Regions from separate parts of the Homo sapiens genome. Here regions 2 and 3 are each linked to region 1. The links are chromatin loops, found by intact Hi-C in ENCODE. Cell type or tissue: CD4-positive, alpha-beta T cell. All regions are shown on one strand. Links, peaks and the distances in the headings refer to the core of each region. The heading gives the core; the rest is flanking DNA. Region 1 overlaps USH1C (USH1 protein network component harmonin). Region 2 overlaps PLEKHA7 (pleckstrin homology domain containing A7). Region 3 overlaps PLEKHA7 (pleckstrin homology domain containing A7).

The links. Peaks named below come from ENCODE experiments on the same cell type or tissue, not always from the same donor. Only the 100,000 strongest peaks of a DNase experiment are listed, where the experiment ranks them.
Region 2: a loop joins it to region 1, with 6 times the contacts of the local background. A loop is called at or near these places in 9 of 110 quality-filtered maps.
Region 3: it touches region 1 in a loop (10-fold over the local background); 5 of 110 quality-filtered maps call a loop at or near these places.

Annotation. Positions count from the first base shown.
Region 1 is chr11:17,503,225-17,509,118 of GRCh38, forward strand. It overlaps USH1C (USH1 protein network component harmonin), which reads right to left. Exons shown (of 27, transcript NM_153676.4): 19 at 2,606-2,725; 20 at 1,423-1,473. Among named protein-coding and RNA genes, the nearest start is that of ABCC8, 29 kb to the left of the region's middle. In CD4-positive, alpha-beta T cell, for the core only: CTCF peaks have their summits at 1,523 (motif pointing left) and 1,724; a DNase peak (open chromatin) is centred at 1,537.
Region 2 is chr11:16,784,154-16,790,047 of GRCh38, forward strand. PLEKHA7 (pleckstrin homology domain containing A7) reads right to left here. Exons shown (of 27, transcript NM_001329630.2): 22 at 5,622-5,725; 23 at 4,943-5,143; 24 at 2,076-2,234. Among named protein-coding and RNA genes, the nearest start is that of C11orf58, 48 kb to the left of the region's middle. In CD4-positive, alpha-beta T cell, for the core only: CTCF peaks have their summits at 4,403 (motif pointing right) and 4,603; a DNase peak (open chromatin) is centred at 4,428.
Region 3 is chr11:16,817,948-16,823,841 of GRCh38, forward strand. The region is part of intron 10 of PLEKHA7 (pleckstrin homology domain containing A7); the gene reads right to left. Among named protein-coding and RNA genes, the nearest start is that of C11orf58, 82 kb to the left of the region's middle. In CD4-positive, alpha-beta T cell, for the core only: CTCF peaks have their summits at 2,458 and 2,662; a DNase peak (open chromatin) is centred at 2,534.

The DNA.
Region 1 (5,894 bases), core at 571-3,070:
GGATCATTGGGCAGGATGTGGAGTCGATGCTCTTTGACTTTGAGGGCCCTGCCTACTCCGGCTGTTTCTCCTGGAAGGCTGGGCAGTGCTGGCTCTGGCCTCCTTGCTCCATGATCCTGAGAACCAGCTCTCAGGGATGGGCCAGATGGCAGGTACTTGTGTTTTGTGTGAATTTAGATCAGAGACTCATAAGCCACTGCAGCTGGTTGGCCCTTAAAGAGGCAGCCCAACCCCTCATTCAACAGAGGAAGAAACTGAGGCCCAGAGAGGTGATATTCACGCCCAAGGTCACCCAGTCAGTGGGCAGGGGAGCAAGGGTTTGACTCCACCTCTGGAGCCTAGACTCTGCACTTCCCTGCTTCTCTCCCTGTGAGGGCTGTTTGTGCCCTAAACCGCCAGGTCCTGGAAGGCCTCTTGTGTGACGACAGTGCTTTAAGGCAGGATGGTGCAGTGTTTAAGAGCACAGGCTGCAGAGACCGACCTCCTGGATTCAAATCCAGGGATTGACATTAGCTGTGCCATCGTGGGCACATTTTCAAATCTCTCTGCCTCAGTTTCTCATAGATAAAATGGGTATGATAATAGCACTTACCACCCAGGGTTGCTGGAAAGATTAAATTGACAAATCCTTGGGCTGGGAGCAGCCTCTTTTGCCAACACCTATGTCTCACTGCACAGTTGATACTGCCCCTCTGCTCCCTGCCTGTAGTCAAATCAGCTTGTGGTCTGTTGGTGGGTTATCAGTGAGGAGGCTGGAGAAGCCTGGGCTGGCTGCAAGATCTCTCTCTGTCCTGGGGTTTCTTTCATTGGTGATGAAACAGCCAATCCAATGGTTGGCTCCATGGAGGTACCCCAGGAGGCAGGGAGGTAGGTGGCTGCCTGCCTGATGCCACTCAGAGGACCAGCAAGGACTTCCACGTCCCTGTGCACAGGAGTGCCCTAGGCACAGGGAGGACCTCAGCCACCACCTCCTCCCTGACGCTGGTTCAGTGTCAGGCAGGGTTGGTGAAGCTGTGATCTGCCCGGAGAAGAAGAGGGGAAGGTACAGGGAGACACCTAAGCAGCCCCTTCCCTCTCTCCTAGGGCTGGAGCGAGGGCCCATCTTGGCCTCTGTGGGCCTCTGAGGGTTCCTTCTGCCCTGCTCCTCTCTGGACAAACAGCAGCAGAAGAGGTGAGTTCCCAGGGATACTGCTGTTTCTCAGCTCATGCATGGGGTCTAATAAGCCCTGGGTCCCCATCTGATATGATATCCTCCCCCACCCCTGCGCAGGCAATGGAGGACACAGCTCTGGCCTGAGGCTTGGTGGCAGATGGGGCCACCATGGACCTGACCAGGTACTCCCAGAGAGAAAGAAGTGGCACAGAGTGGGAGGGACGGGGGTGGTGGGGAGACCTCCAGACACACAATGGGTATCAGTTTACTTGTCTGAATGCTGTCTGATAAACCACCATCCTCTTCAACATCTCCTGTGGCTGCCAGAGGAAAAAAAAAAAAGTTCCACATTGGATGTTACCAATAGGTCTTGGCTGCCCCCTGGTGCCAGGCTTCGGGCCTGCCAGTCTGGGGCTGCCGTGCCAATGTCCCTCCCCGAGCAGTCTGGCTTACGTTAAAGGCCTGCTCAATGCCCAAAGATGCTACCCAGTTGTTGTCAAGCAGACACCACCCCTTGATATTAGCCAGAGAACATGACATGGATGCATCCGCAGGCTGTCCCAGGAGCAAAAACTTTGCTCTCTGGGGAGCTGACGGGACAGTTAAGGCCCAAAATAAATATCTCAGCTGTCCTGCCCTGACATTTGGATAGAGTTTCCTTGAAAGGGAAGTTAAAATTCTGACATGACTGTCTTCTCACTGTGCATGGGAGGCCAGCCAGTGGTCGGCACCTCTGGGAGGTGCACACGAATCCCAGCTCCCTTAGCCGTCAGTAACTGAGACTGGCGGACATTTCTCACTTCCCCAGGACCACACCTCAGACTTCCAGTCACAGTGAGAGGTGAGAAGTAAGTTGGAGAAAGGGAGTGAACCTGCTCTGGCCAGTTTCCCATCTGAGGGTGTTTCATGCCAGGCCACAACAGGCCTTAGGGCAGGGGCCAGGGCACCTGGAATCTCTGTAGGTTTTGGCAAGATGGCAACGAGGGTAACAGCGTGGGCTTTGGAGTATGAAAGGCATGAGGGTAAGTATTAAGTCCAGGCTCTGCCTGGGGAACCTGGTGCCCCTCTGGTAACCTCTCTAAACCTCCCTTTCCTCGAGTGTTAAACAGGATGACCACAGGAACCATCTCACAGTCCTGCTGTGAAGATTAATTGAGGCCATGCAGAGCCTGGTATATAGTAGGCTCTTCACAGGTCGTAGCGATCATTATTACTTTTAGACAGAGCTCCAGGCTGTTCAGTCAAGTGGGGAACAGAAATTCCACTGGTCATGTCAACATCCACTTACACCCATGTGGCCTCATCTCTTGGCCAATAAGAAGGTTAAGAGATGGCATCTGTGATCTGCATTTTTGTCCCACCTCACTTGCCCTCCAGAGACAGCAGAGCCCAGGGGAGGTAGCCCTGGTCTGCTCCTCTAGAGACAACCTGGAGGGGACCCAAGGGGCTTACCAGAACTTCAGATTTCACAGCTGGCCTGTAGATGAAATTGGGCTCCTGGTGGACCATGACAGGTTTGGAGATGGTGGACACGCCAGGGCCTCGTGGAGGCTGTGGGCTTGGGCAAAATGTCTAAGGAGTTAGTTTAACAGGGACCCAGGTGAGGTCATGGTGGGGTGGCCAAGGCCAGCCATGCTACTTCTACACACATGCAAATCTACACCCATGCATATGTGAAGCCAGCCTGGTCATTCAACTGCTCGAGGTCCTGGGGTTGTGATCCTCAGCAGAGAGATGAGAAGCCCATTGGCCACAGTGTGGGCTGAGATCACAGAAACTACTGAGCGGCTCTAAGAAATTGGACGCTTGAGCTAGAGCCTGGCTTGGGGGTGCCAGCAGCCAGTGTCACCCAGGAGACACACTTTCAGACCCTTCTCTCAGTGGCCATGGGTGCTATCCAGTGTCCCTTGTCTTTAAGGGCTGTCTCTTTGGCCACAGTTCCAGTCCCTGGACCACAGTGTGAAGCATCTGCTGTTCCTAGTTGGTAGGCACATAGTCTCTAGGGGCCATGGGGTGAAGACCAGTAAGAGAGGCATCCAGGGGAGCTGACGCAACCTGTCTGCTTGGCTCTAACCCACTTGATCTTTTTGGGCAAGATGTATCAAATCAGTTCACAGCCCTGCCCCCAAACCCTCCCCAGTGTCCGCATTGACTACTGAGCTCATTGGCTTGACTCCCAAGGCCTTTCATGAGCTTCTCTAGCTTCCTTTTCAGCCTTATCTCTCACTCCTCGCCACGCTCCTCACACTGCCTAGCTTTAGCCTCAAAAAATGCCAGGCTTTCTTGCCTTGAGGCCTTTGCACGTGCTCTTCCTTCTTCCGCTTTGCCTCCTAGGTCTTAAGTTGGGCGTCACTGCCTTCTGGAAGCCTCCCTTGAGCTTTTCCTCTACTCCAGCCCTCTTCCTTATTATAGCACCTGTGCTTCCTCCGTCTCCACGCTGATGGTGTGGCGGGTGCCTACTTTTCTTTGTTCCCCACCAGACTGTCTTGAGAAGGGAGACTGCAGCTGTCTATCCAGCAGGGATTCCCAGTGCCCTGCATAGTGCCTTGGCATATAGTAGGTGCTCAATAAGCATGTGTTGAATGAATAAATGAATGACTAAATAGTATGGTGAGAACATGGGACAGTGCCTGTGGATAGATCTGGCCCTGAAAACCCCCCTATGGCCGGTGCTGGTGTGGCAGGCACAAGTGTCAAGCCAACACAGGTGTTTGTTTCCATGACTTGGGGCCTGCTGGTGGCTGGGCTGACTGTGTGGGCGTGTGGTCACTCACACTTCCTGCTGCAGCACTGATGACAGCTTGCCAGGGGCATGCAGGGAGGAGGAGGGTGGGTGGTACAAGGGTGAGAGGTGGGCCAAATGAAGCCAACCAAGCAACAGCCCCCTGGCTTTTGAGGCTGGGACAACCCTGGCTTTGATGTCGCTTGTGACATTTATAGTCCAGTTCTTCAGAGGCTCCTTGTGTTGGGGGGCTTTTAACCTTCCCTGGGCTCTGATCAGGAACTAACAGTGGGAACTTGGTGATGCCTTGAAGAATCTGAGAAGTCTGGACTCTGTCTTGAATCTTGATCCTGACTCAAAGTTTTGCTGACACTGAGATTGCTAAGATCCCAGGTTTGCAGCTTCACCCAAATTTTCTTTTACTCTGGACTATCAATAACCATAGTTAATGTCTACTGAACATCCACGATGTGCCTGCCACTCTTGCCATTCTTAACTTAGAATGTGTCCATGTATTAACTTATTTGATTCGAATAGGTAGCTGCCATTAGCATTCCTATTTTTGGACAGGGATGCCCAGGCTCAGATAGATGAAGTAGCATGTGTTCAGTTACCTAGCTAGTAAGTGGCACAGCCAGGATTCAAACCCAGGCAGGCCAACTCCCTGCTACTCCAACTTGCCATCTTTATGTTCCCTGCACTTGCAATGCCCTTGCTCCCATCCTCCATGTGTTGCCATCCCTCAAGGCTCAGCTCGTAAGCCCTCTACTCTACAGAGGTGTCTTCAATCTTCAGTTAGAATGAATCCCTCCCATAGCGCATGGCTTATGCATATTTTATAGCAGAAGCCTGCCTGGGCAGCAGCTCATCCTTCAGATGGCAAAGTCCTGGAAAGCACAGGCATGTCAATCTCCTCTGCATCCTCTTCAGCACTGCTCCCCTCTCCCCTTCACAGAGAGAGGCCCCAGGCAGGTACTCAATCAAAGTGGAATCAAATTTGTTGAGGAAAAGCTACTGCTCATCTTGATGGAGGCCACTTACAGAGAAAAATGTTGTGCAAGGCTAACTCAGCTCTAGAAACCAGCTCCTGGCTGGGCTCTGGGGAAAGATGTCCCGAGAACAGGCAGATTTCTTCCTGTCAAAGCTGCAGGGCTCACGACCCCAACCAGAGGTCCAGAAAGGGTCCCTCTGAGAGTCTCCCGCTGGAAGCTTCAGCCTTGCTGGCATCTGGCACTTTCTTCACTCCCACCTTCCTTGTAAGCTCTCCTGAGTGCTCTGAGATGCTTGTCCTGCTCTCCACGCAGGAACTCAAATCCATGCAGGGAAGGTTAATAAAAACCACTGGTCAGGTGCTATTGACTATGCCCTCCCTCAGCAACCCCTGCTACCCTCAGCTGACATGAGATGCCTTTGCACTGACTCAAGCCTGGCCTCATGGCTACGGGAGTGGAATAATATTTTGTTTTTCCCTTCATGGGATCCAAGCTCCCTGTCTTCCTCAGAGATTGCATGTTTCAAAATAGTCTTTGGATTACGAATAATTAATAAGAAATATGTCTTTTTCAGAAAGACACTGTTCATCTTCCTAACATCCAAGAAAAACATTCCTATTCTTTTAATAGTAAATTATTTCTAGGAACTCTCTCATCTTCATTTTTTCTATAGCTGGAAATTGGCCAGAAATTTCTGGGTATTACACTTCAAGCCAGTGCAGTTGGCCAGTACTGTAGAAAATGGCACTGGAATGTCCTAATACTGCATTTGATGGTACAGTGTTATCACTTCATTTACAGAGCCAAATACGCCCCTGCTTCCTCCTCCCCTCCCTTTTTTTCCCGTTAAATCAGGAGCCATTTCCCATATTCAAGGCTTTCTGGGATAATATCAGGAAGTGACTGGATGTGACAGAGTGCTGGCTATTCATTAACATAGACTTCCAAGTCCTACATTGAAAGTTACCAGCCTACACTAGCAAAGAAGAGCTAAGAGAGAGCAATGAATATCAAATGGACACACCGT
Region 2 (5,894 bases), core at 3,115-5,614, 720 kb before region 1:
CCCCTGATGACCTCTCCAGCCACTGATCAACCAGTCCCTCCAGTTCCCCGCCCACAGTGGGGCCTCTGTTCTGTCTGGGAAGCTCTTCCTTTTGTTCCCTTGACTCTCATCTTTTCAACCTCACTTTGAGGATCCTTCTCTGATCCCCTCCACCCCCTCACTTTCCATTCACCATTGTCTCCCTCTGTCTAATGCAGGGACTTAGTACTTAGTAGCCCTCCAACTAATTCTCCCTGAATGGATGGATAATGGATAAATGGATGATTGACAGGTGGGTGAATGAAAGGATGTGATGGTGCTTTCTGTCCCTAAAAAAGCTCTTCTGATCTAGACAGGAGGCAGCTATGCTGAATCTACTGCTGGCCAGAGGAAAATGGCCCCAAATTTCACCTCACCAGCATCTCCCGTGGACCTAGTGGCAAACTCGGCTTGGTGAAACCTTGCTTGGACTAAGAACACGAAAGGAAGCTTCTGCATGCTCCAGGAACTTTTTCCTCCCTGAATTACAAAAGCACACTAAAATGGGGTGGGTTGAAGCTCCTAAAAACAAGCTTAATCCAATCCCAGGGCAAATCAGGTCATGGATTTAAACCCACACGCAGCCCTTTCACTCTGTTGGAGATGGCAAGAAATAAGCTCTTCTCTGTTACTCCAATGAGGACAGATTTAGAGGAAGGAAGCAGATTACATTGTAGCAGGAGGAATTTAGGTTAGAGATAAGGAAGAACTTTTTCCCTGGGCTGGCAGGCAATCAGGACACTACAGAACACACTTCCCCTGCCAAGGCAGCATGTTGGGGCTTCTTTTGTGAATCTGAGAACGCACAGACCTTTGGCTGTTTCAGATGGCAAAGGAACAAGGTCTTGGGGCAGGGGACCAGCCTTGTTAACTCCTAGAGCCCCAGCAGACCCCAAAACTCAACAACTGTACAGGCATCTATCTTATCCACACACTGTTCCTTTGTTCCCAAAGACCAGAGGAACCCCTAACATACTGAGTCAGGTAGATACCATTGGCAAATCAGCTTGTGAATGGGCCTGGCACCACCTCTTAAGACAGCAGGAAGGCTCTGGAAGACACAGGTCCTCCTCAGTTCTCACTCTCCTATCACACAGACCTGGGGGAAAGTTTTATTGAGGTCTCGCCTCGATCCATCCTTCATGTGGTGAGAACATTTCCTCTTGTGCAGTTTCCAGGCAGGCCAAGTCCTTGTACAAATGCTTTTGGTACATTTATGGGTCACTGTGTGATTCATTCAACACAGTCAAAGATGCAGCAAAGATGTACCACGTACCCACTGTGTGCCAGGCCCTGTGCCAGGGACTAGGGATACAAAGGTGAACCAAGCAGCCATAGACGCTGCCCTGAAGAGCTTAGGAATAGCATCGACATAGGCCACAGGAGACAATCTACGTCTTGAAGACACTGAGTGTGTCATCCCGAGTTCCCTTTCTCTCCCCTTGGGTAGAGACATTTCCTGATGGGTAGAGATCCAGGAGTTACTTGCTCTCCTGGGCCTGCCCTGTCATGATGCATGTGAGCCACCAGAGGGCACCAGAAGAATTCAGACCAGAACTCTGCACTGTCTCCTAGCTTCTACCATGGCTGGAAATTTCGCCTGTGATTTTCAAACCTGCCCCCCATTTTCCCCTAGTCAGACTGCCCAAGTTGGCCTCACCAGCCAGTTGAAAAGCCAACCCCTGGTGTTGCAGGGAACATTTCCTAACAATAACAACTGCTGCTCACGTGCCTACTATGTGGCTTTGATCGCTAAACCTCCCAAGAACATGTGCAGTTACTTAATCCTCTTCACAACCCACTTCACTGTTGAGGAAACTGAAGCACAGAGAAGCTAAAATTGCAATTTGCCCTAAATTACAGAGAGTTTTGAACCTTCATCGAAACATCTGGCCTCCTTTCATTGCCTTAAGCTGCTATCCATCCATCCTCCTAGGCCACACTGAAGCTGAGCCATGTCCCTGTTCAGGATGATACCCCACAGTGGGAAGGTGGATCAGGCTGGGAACTTGAAGGCCATGTCTCCTGGAGGACATGAAGGAAGTGCCTGCCCTCACCTCTCTGCTGATGTCCAAGTCATAGTCTTGAGGCTCCAGGTCCAACTCAGTGACAGGCATGGCCTGCACTTTCAACCAGCCATTCTCCTCCTTGTCCTTTTTTTCCCCTTGCACGACCCGTTCCAGCAACTGCAGGTCAAAGTCCTGCTCACGCTTCCACTGGCAACAGAACAAGAGGTTAAACGTAGTCGCTTCCTGATTGCTGAAAGAGCCCGGCTGGTCACCTTTTTCCATGGGGTCCTTTGGAAGATGAACCTGTGATCCCCTTAGGGAAAAGCTGTATGTGCAATAGAGAATGAAGCTGCTGTCCCCTTCATATGGGCTGTTCCAGACTGCTAAGTGCTCTCTGATCTGGGTTCCCAGAGGTTTCAAACATACACCCTTGGGGCACAGGTCTAAGACTCATGACTTCAGGCTCACAGTGGTCCCCAGGGAAATAGAAGGCTCCCAGAGAGGGTGACCTCCAAACAACTTGGGACAGAGTTCTAGAGAAGGGATTTGTCCCTTCCACTCTCTACAGCTGGTTCAGGAGACATACGTCCCAGGCTCAGAATTAATGGAAAAACACGCCCTTCAAGGCCCTGCTAAGCAAGAAGAATAACCAAGGATCTTTCTATTGGGAATTTTCAACAAGATAACATTCGTAGGTGGGGGATCTCGCACTTACAGTAGGGCTGGGGAGGTACAAGCAAAAGCAGCTTGGAGCCAATGAGGCAGAAAAACTGCTGTATGAGACCCATCTATTTGAGATAGATGTTTTCTTTAAATTAGAAAAAAAAACTAAATCATATAAAATTGAAATGCTAAATCAAATGGAATGTTTCTAAGGCTGTTTCACAGTATCAACTTTGTAACAAGCTTCCCAAGAGGGAAAATCTAACCGATAAGATCCAACCATGACTGTCCAGCTCCGTGGTGACTTCCTGTTGACCCAGGACCTGCATCCTCACAGGCCTTTGACCGCTGAGCAGGTTGTTGAGAACAGAGCAGGCTCAAAGCCTCTCTTCCCCTGAGCAAAACCAAAGCAGATGCTTATCTATCCCAGGCCATCTTCTCTCTCCCATCCATCCACCTCAAAGCCCCAAATGGTCCTGATTGTCTTTGATGCCTCAAGTCCCTCCAGAACCCCAAACCCAGAGCCATATTCGCACATTTCACCCATTCATGCACAAGCTCTCAATGACTCCAAATCAATGTAATCACTCTTAGGTGATGGTTTCCAACTATTGTTGGAAAGGATTAGGCAACTGAAGTTCCAAAGATGAAAAAATCAATTTAATGATTCACAAAGAAAACACTCATTTCCTTACACGCTCACAAATGCTCCAAATAGAGACAAGTCCTCATTTAAACCCAGCCTGATTGTTTCCACAAACAGGAAAAGTTCACTAGACTCTATAAGGTATCCTGGGGAAGAACCACGCCAATCCATTATTATTAAGCAACATGTTTATTGGCGTTGATGCAGAGACTTACACAAGTCTTCTTTTTTAAGAGAAAAATTACAAGGTATTCAAGTTACGATTTTTAGATAATCTCTACATTTGAGACATCAAATTATAAAAGGTCAGTGTTACCCCATATGACATTTGTTTTAAAAGTTTAAAGGTTACCAGGTTTGCAGCTTTTAAAGATATGAATGTCCTGGGCCTTACCCCTTTGGTGTCTGAGCTAGCAGCTGCAGAGAGGCCCTCTGAATACACAGTATATTTTGCTATCCCTTCAAGTTATTAAATACCAGAAACACAAAAGGTTTTCCATAAGAAATTGTGTGATTGGACTACAGGAATTAAAACCGAACAACCTCAGTCTTGGGAGAATGTATTCAAACGTGCAATCTCTGAAGTCCCTGTCTACTGTCCAGGTGTAAAGCATGGATTTTTATAAATTAATAATGCCCAGACCTCTGCCAATGACTGTGGCGTCAGGCAGCAGGTTGGCTCAGGCTTGTGGGGTGGCTTTTGGGACAAGTGAATTATGAGTCAGTAGGCCTGCATGAAGAGGGCAGCAGAAAGGTGAGTCACATCTGGGAACACTCAACAGGCTATGGAGACAAGAACCGCTATTACAAGCCCGGTAATAAGTAGCACAGGCCAGTTAGAGCATGTTCAATGCAAATCAGAAGCTTCTGTAAACACAATCAGGCAGGATTAGAGAGGCAATGAGCGGTAACACTAAAAGCAAAGGAGCTTGTGCAATGAATTAGGGAAAGAACAATCAGGCTAGAGGTTTAGGGAAACATGGGATTTCAAACAACAGGGAAAAGTCAAATGGAATGTTTCCAAAGGGACCTAAGGTGACTGTGGACAGGGCGCAGCGCCAGGAAGCGCCACCAGGGGGCAGCACAGGCCTCCCCAGCAATCCCAGACACCCTGAGGCCTCTGCACTGCAAGCCCAGGGAGACCAGTGGCCCTTGGGGCAGGGGTGTGACCCCGTGCTCCATCACCCTCACACAGCATCTGCTGGCAGGTCTGGGAGGCTGATCAGTTTGCTTGTGCTTCTAACCAAATCATGTCACCATCTTCCTCCTCTCCTCTCTGAACCCTGTATTCCCAGGTCCTGAATTCAGCCGAGATTCCGAACGCCTGCAAAGGCCCCTCTCCATCGCGGCTGGGAGGACTGACTGGGTATTTCCTCAGGCTCCTGGGCCTGTTTGATCCTCACTCCAGCTCTGGTTCAGGTCACCCTCTGACCAGGCATTCGTCCAGCCTGGGTCGTGGACAAACAGCCCCGTGGGGTGTTCTCTGAACCATGTAGGTCAATGGACAGCTCTCTCACTGGGAGGTGTGATGTGCTTGTGTTTGGGGGACTCTGAGGGGCACTCGGCTCCCTGTCCCTGCCCCGCTGCCTGGCCCCTCCTAACATACTGAGCCAAGATCTCCAGGGAGCGGCCGGCTGAGGTAGCGAGATGAGGGCAGGCCCGTCCTCTCCCCTTGGCCCAGTGTCCTCTTGCGCTCTCGGACCAGGGCCTTCTGGTGTCGCTTCATGCGCTCCAGCTGCTCCTCTGCACTCATCTTGCCTCGCTGGTGATCCCCTGAGTACAGGCGCTCCAAGGCACTCTTAGGTCTCTGAGGAAGAGGAGGCAGGCAAGAGAGACACAGAACAGCTGGGCTGGGCACGCAGAGGACAGCCACCCTGCTGGCTGCATTCCCGTTGTCTCTCTCTCACACACATGCACACTCTAGTTGGGCTCCTCTTGGCCTTAGAGAACTATTTCCTCTAAGCAACACGATGCCCCCAACCCTCAGGAGCTTTCTGAGTAGCACCCATTCTGCAGATGCAGACACTTAGGCTCAGGCCTGTCCAGTGAGGCCAGAACCCAGGGTGCAGGCTTCTTGAGCTCCCTCCTGCCACCCTGACAGGCCAGAGAGAAAGGCAGGATGCCCTCCTTGGTGGACAGTGGGTGACAGGGAGCTCAGGAGGGGCTGAGGCCACCCCAGAGGCCATCCCCAGGGCTGAAGGGATGGCCAGTTACTGTCCCCCTGGGAGACCCTCCCTCCCCATGTGAAGGAGCAGGGAGGTCCTCGACAGCTCAAGGCCACTCACAGGGAAGGTCGCCTTGCTGCTTTCGGCATTGAGACCCCTCCGGAGTGTGACGTAGGGAGCAATGGTGGACGACTGCTGGAGCCTTGACGTGGACCCTGAGAGCCCTTAGTGAGGAAAGAGAAGTGCAAGCATGTTTGTGCTGGGGTGGATGGGTCCCTGCTTCTCCCTCATCACACATTCTTGCAGGAGTACCAAGAGCACCCAGTCAATGACCCACCCTTATTTCTCTTCTTCCTCCCCAGGGCATGGAGGAGCAAGGTCCCCAATAGAGGA
Region 3 (5,894 bases), core at 1,283-3,782, 680 kb before region 1:
CGCTAGCAGCTGACCTCAACACCCACCTTGCAGGCCTGCTGTTTTCTCACTGCTCTTCCTACGGGCCACGCCAAATGCCTAGGGCCCAAAACTGAAGGAAGTACTCCATCTCAGGGTCACCCCTACACCTGCTGGTGCCTGACAGCCTCACCCTAGTCCCGTCCCAGCCTCCTCCACACCTTAGCAACATCTTGCAACGGAAAAAGGAAAAAGGAGTCTAACCTGGGTTTGAAGCCAAGCTTGACACTTGCTGGCTTTGTGACCCTAGGCAGCTCACCTGACTGCTCTGACCTTCCGTTTCCTTACTTGTAACAGGAGGATAGTATTACCTGCCTCATAAGGCTCTTCTGAGGAATCAATGAGACAGGTTAGGAAATGCAACCCCCACATCTGATACACAGAAGGTCCTTCACTAACGTGTGTACCCTTCCTGCCCTTCTTACTCTTATAACACTGTTCTTCCCTCCCCCTGCCTGGATGGTCTCCCCTTGCTCTATTTACCCAAGTCTTACTCATTCTCTAGGATGCTGGCTCATGCCTTCCCCCACGTGGACCTTCTGTAGTGCCACAGCCCTCAGTGATCCAACTCTGTTTGACCTCGTCATCACACTGCCTGTAACTTTTCCAAGGTCCTATATTGATGTGATCTTTTCATACTTCCAAGACATGTTTTCCCAGGCCAAGGTGAAAAATTCTTGAAAGACAGGAACTGTGTTTCACACCGTGGTATTGTCCACAGTCTAAGAAAGTCCTGTGCGTAATTAGCCCTTCAATAAACACTCCAGCACACAAAACTGGATATGACTTCAAAAACTAACACCAACTAGCCATCTTATTTTCTTTCTTTTTTTTTTCTCTCTTTTTTTTCTTTTTTGAGACAGAGTCTTGCTCTTTTGCCCAGGCTGGAGTGCAGTGGTGCAATCTCTGCTCACTGCAACCTTCGCCTCCTGGGTTCAAGTGATTCTCCTGCCTCAGCCTCCTGAGTAGCTGGGACTACAGGCGTGTGCCACCACACCCGGCTAATTTTTTGTATTTTTAGTAGAGACAGGGTTTCACTGTGTTAGCCAGGATGGTCTCGATCTCCTGACCTTGTGATCTGACCGCCTCGGCCTCCCAAAGTGTTGGGATTACAGGAGTGAGCCACCATGCCTGGCCGCCATCTTATTTTCTTCTGGAGTCTCGCTGTTTTGCCCAGGCTGGAGTGCAGCGGTGCAATCTTGGCTCACTGCAACCTCCGCCTCCCGAGTTCAAGGGATTCTCCTGCCTCAGCCTCCTGAGTAGCTGGGACTATAGGTGTGCACCACCACGCCTGGCTAATTTTTGTATTTTTAGTAGAGACGGGGTTTCACCATGTTGGCCAGGCTGGTCTTGAACTCCTGGCCTCAAGTGATCTGCCCCCCTCAGCCTACCAAAGTGCTGGGATTACAGGCATGAGCCACCGCACCCAGCCTCCAACTTATTTTCTGAGAAGGAAAAAAAATTAAGCAAGGGACAAAGTATGGAATTTTACTAAGCCTGAGAGGCAGCATGATGTTGTAAAAAGAGAACAAGTTTTAGAGTCAGACAGGCTTGAGGTCAATTCTGACTCTGCCTTCACCTATCAATTTTATCTAACATTTATTTGGTGCTGATATTGTGCCAGACATTGTTCCAAGCCAACACTACTCAAAGTGTGGCCTGTGTGCCACCAGCATCAGCACCACCTGGGGACTTGTTAGAAATGCACATTAATGAAATAAGCCAGGCATGGAAAGACAAATACCGTGTATGACCTCACTTATATGTGGGATCTAAAAAGGTCAAACTCATAGAAGAACAGAGTAGAGAGGTAGTTACCAGAGGTTTTGGGAGGGAGAGGAGAGATGGAAGAAGAGCTGTTGGTCAAAGGATGCAAAGTTTCAGTTAGGAGGAATAAGTTCTGGTGACCTACTGCACAGCATGGTGACAATGGTTAATAATAATGTATATTTCAAAATTACTAAAAGTAGATATTAAATGTTCTTACCACCAAAAAGGATAAGCAGGTAAGGTGATGAATGTCAATTGGTTTGATGTAATCATTTCATAATGTATACATATATTAAAACATCACATCTACCCCATACATATAATTATTGTCAATTAAAAATAAGATATATTTTTAAAATGCTGGTTATCAGCCCCACCTCAGACCTACCTAATCAGAAACTCTGGGGATGGTGCCCAGGCATCAGTGTCTTAACAAGCCCTCCAGGAGATTCTAGTGCTCTGTAAGGTTTGAGAAACTGTTCTAATTGTTTTAAAACTCAACTCATTTAATCACTTTAGCTATATGACCTCAGGCAAGTATCATCCAGGCCCTCTAAGTCTCACCTTCCTTATTACAAAATGGGGATAGTAAGAACCACTTAGAAAATTGCTGTGAGGATTTGAAATAGTTGTCATTCAAATAAAGCTATCTTTGCCATTACAGTAGATAATTTTAAGATCTCTTCAACCTACTTGTCGTGCCTGCCAAGTGAGTCGGCCTGCCACTAGGTGGCAGGGTTTGCTATCGATCTCCCAAAGTTAGACACAAATGTGCCTCTGAGACGGGGCAGTGCCTGAATCCTCAAAACAGAGGTGGTAGCGGTGGCAGAAACCAGGCTGGAGGCTTCCCCTGGGGAGTTCAGGACTTGACTAACCATTGTTCATTCTGCCAGAAGCAAAATGCAAACTATGCAAAGCATTTCAGAGCTGTGCTCCCACCCATACGCCCTTCCTGCCTGGCTCTGCAGCTCACTCCCCTTGCCTGCCTACAGTGCCTGGAAGGTCAGAGTCCACCCTCACCTCCCCACTGCCCCACTAGCTGCACCTCAAATCCCTAAGCTCATCCTCTAACCTGTACCCTCCATTTACACATAGTCTGCCATTCTGGAATGACCCCAAGGTACCAGTGCAATGGTGAGCCCTGGCTCTAGGGGTCAAAACAAGGTAACTATGGAGGAGGGACACAGGAGGAGGTGGTACTGTGGTTGAGGTATAGACCCCATGCGAGCAAGTGGGTGCTTCCAGAGCAGCTTTGCCCCTAACAGCAGATCCATTTGCTGGCCCCCTAACCTCCGGTCTTACCCAAAAACTGGGCTCAAGGTCTCCTTATACCATGCTCTGTGGCCACAGGGACTCCCTGTCACTGAACAGGCACTAAACAGGATATTCTGATACAGCCATTACAGAAATGGTCATGTGGAGATGCAATATCATTTTTTGCAACAAATTATTATACTTTACTCAGCAGATGTTCCTCACCCTAACTTCCAGATCAATCACACAGGACTTCCATTTTCTACTCTGTTCCTTATTGTAGTGTTTGAGTCTCCTGATCCTAACTCTATCCCTCACCCCAACATTTCTATTTTACAAGTATGCATTACTTTAAACACTGGGAGGTCAGGGTGGGAAAATGAAAGCCTAAAATTTCAAAACAAGCTCTTAAAATACAGTGAGATTCTAAGAGTGTGTCAGTCTGTCTCCCACAAACCATATCCTAAAAAAGTTTAATGTGAAATTTGTATCTCCAATTAGAAATACTTCCCTGTTGGTTTAAAGCCAAAAATACAGGATCATATTGCAGTTCAAATAACCTTCCTCCCAATGTCTTAATGTGCTCAGTCTAATGAGATTAGCAGTCTTGATGATATGCAAAGCAGAGATATCTATCTCATATATTTTCAAATGGAAAATGGAGGAGTTCCTTTATTCAGCACCTAGATCTATTTATGACTAACTGTAAGAGACTACAAATATATCTTTAAGAAAAAAAAAATCTGGGACTATAAGAGGCAGACCTTTTAAAATACAAGAGGATAATCAGAGACTGAGACACTTTGCTCACTTAAAGATTGACAGCATTTTCTGTTCTGTCTTCTGCCTTCAATTCTTCACTTTTATTCACTTTCTAGCCCATTGAGATCTGCTTGCCCTACTGGAATGAAATTCCTCTCACTGTGTGCTCAGTGACCTCTAAAGCCAATGAGCTGTTCTCCTCTACAGACCTGATGTCTCCCTTCCCCTTAGATAAGAATGGCTCAAATCCCCATCTTGCATCCCAGGGAAAGTCCTATGCCCTCCCCACCCACCTCTCATTTCCCTGTTAACTTCTCATCCTTTAGGTCTCTGGTGCACACCCCACTCCCAACTCTCAAATTCAGGCCGTTGTGTGTAGCAGAATAACATGGTTTACAGGCTGCTGGAGCAGTTATGCGGAGACATTTCATAACTGACAACTTATCACTGCATATCAGTCACCCAGCTTTTGAAAGTTTTTTCTGTGCCCCTGCCACAAAGAGTTTCTCACTGGCCATGCCGTCTTACTGATTTCAACCCCTCCTTTTACTCTGCGTCCTGAGCTAACTTTGACCCTGTAGCTCTGTTAAGCATGGTAATTCAGGTTTGCCCATCTAAGCCCATCAAGCAGCTCAGTGGAAAAAGGGTTTCTGTTACTGAGCAAAAGACCCGTGAGGTTCTGGACTTTCCTTCAGGGGTGCCCAGCCTCCTTGAAAGGTACCACATCTCAAGTGTCTGCTTTTGGTAGGGGAAAAAAAAAAAAAAAAAAAAAAAAGGAAAGAAGGCACCACGCCCAGGTGGAAGTCCTTACCTGCAGCACCGTGCACTGCTGACTGGACTCCTTCCAGTTGAAACTCTCCCCAACAAAACCTCCAGTTTTCCTCCCCCATCTTCTCTTCATCTCCTTCAGGTGACTTAGCTTTTGCCTGACCCTTAGGCTAGGGGTCCTCAGTGTTCTGTTGTTGGCCCTCTGCAACTGTGCTCTCTCAGTTGAGGATTCTTAGTCCTGGCTGCACATTAGATCACTGGGGGAAGAGGGATAGGGGAAAATGTGCTTCCTAAAACCCTTATGTCCAGGCTGCAACCCAGACCAATGGAGTCAGATTTCTGCGCAGGGGACCAAGGCCTCACCAAATGTTAAAACTCTCCAGGTGATTCCAATGTGCAGCCTAGCAACAGTTTCTTGACTGTGGACATGCACTGGAATCACCTAGGGAGTTGTATGTATGTATTATTTATTTATTTATTTATTTATTTTTTGGAGACAGGTTTTTGCTCTATCATCCAGGCTGGAGTGCAGTGGTACAATCATAACTCATTGCAGCCTTGAACTCATGGGCTCAAGTGATTATCCCGCCTTAGCCTCCCAAGTAGCTGGGACCACAGGTGCATGCCACCACATCCAGATAATTTAAAAAACAAAAAAATTTTTTTGGTAGAGATGGTGTCTTGCTATGTTGCCCAGGTTGGTTTCAAACTTCTGGACTCAAGCGATCCTACCACCTCGGCCTCCCAAAGTGCTGGGATTATAGGTATCAACCCCCATACCTGGTCAACCTAAGGAGCTTTTAAAACATACTGATACCTTGACCTCACCCCAGATCAACTACATCAAAATCTCTGGCGTTGGGCCTCAAATGATCAAATCATGCAGACAGGATTAAGGAACATGGCTGTAAGCATTCCACCCTGGGTAATCTCAACTACTGCCAGGGTATTAGTTACCATCTCTAAGGCAATGACTCTAGAATTCCTCTACAGACTGTACCCACATTCCCTATAGCCTCCTGATCATCTCTACCTGGATATTCCCAAAGTACCACTTTCCTCGCCAAGCTCATGTCTCTTACCTATGCTTGTATCTGCTGCACAGCACCATATCTACCTATTAACCAAGCCAAATCTGAATGCTAACTCCAACTCCACCCATGTCCAGAACTCCAACTCCCTACTTACATGTCCAAAATGGAAATCCTGATTTCCCCCAACTTGTTCCTTCCTTACCCTTCCCTATCTCAGTAACCGTCCAGTTGCTCAAGTCAAAATTCTATAGATCTGTTTATTGTAGCATTATTCACAATAGCCAAGAT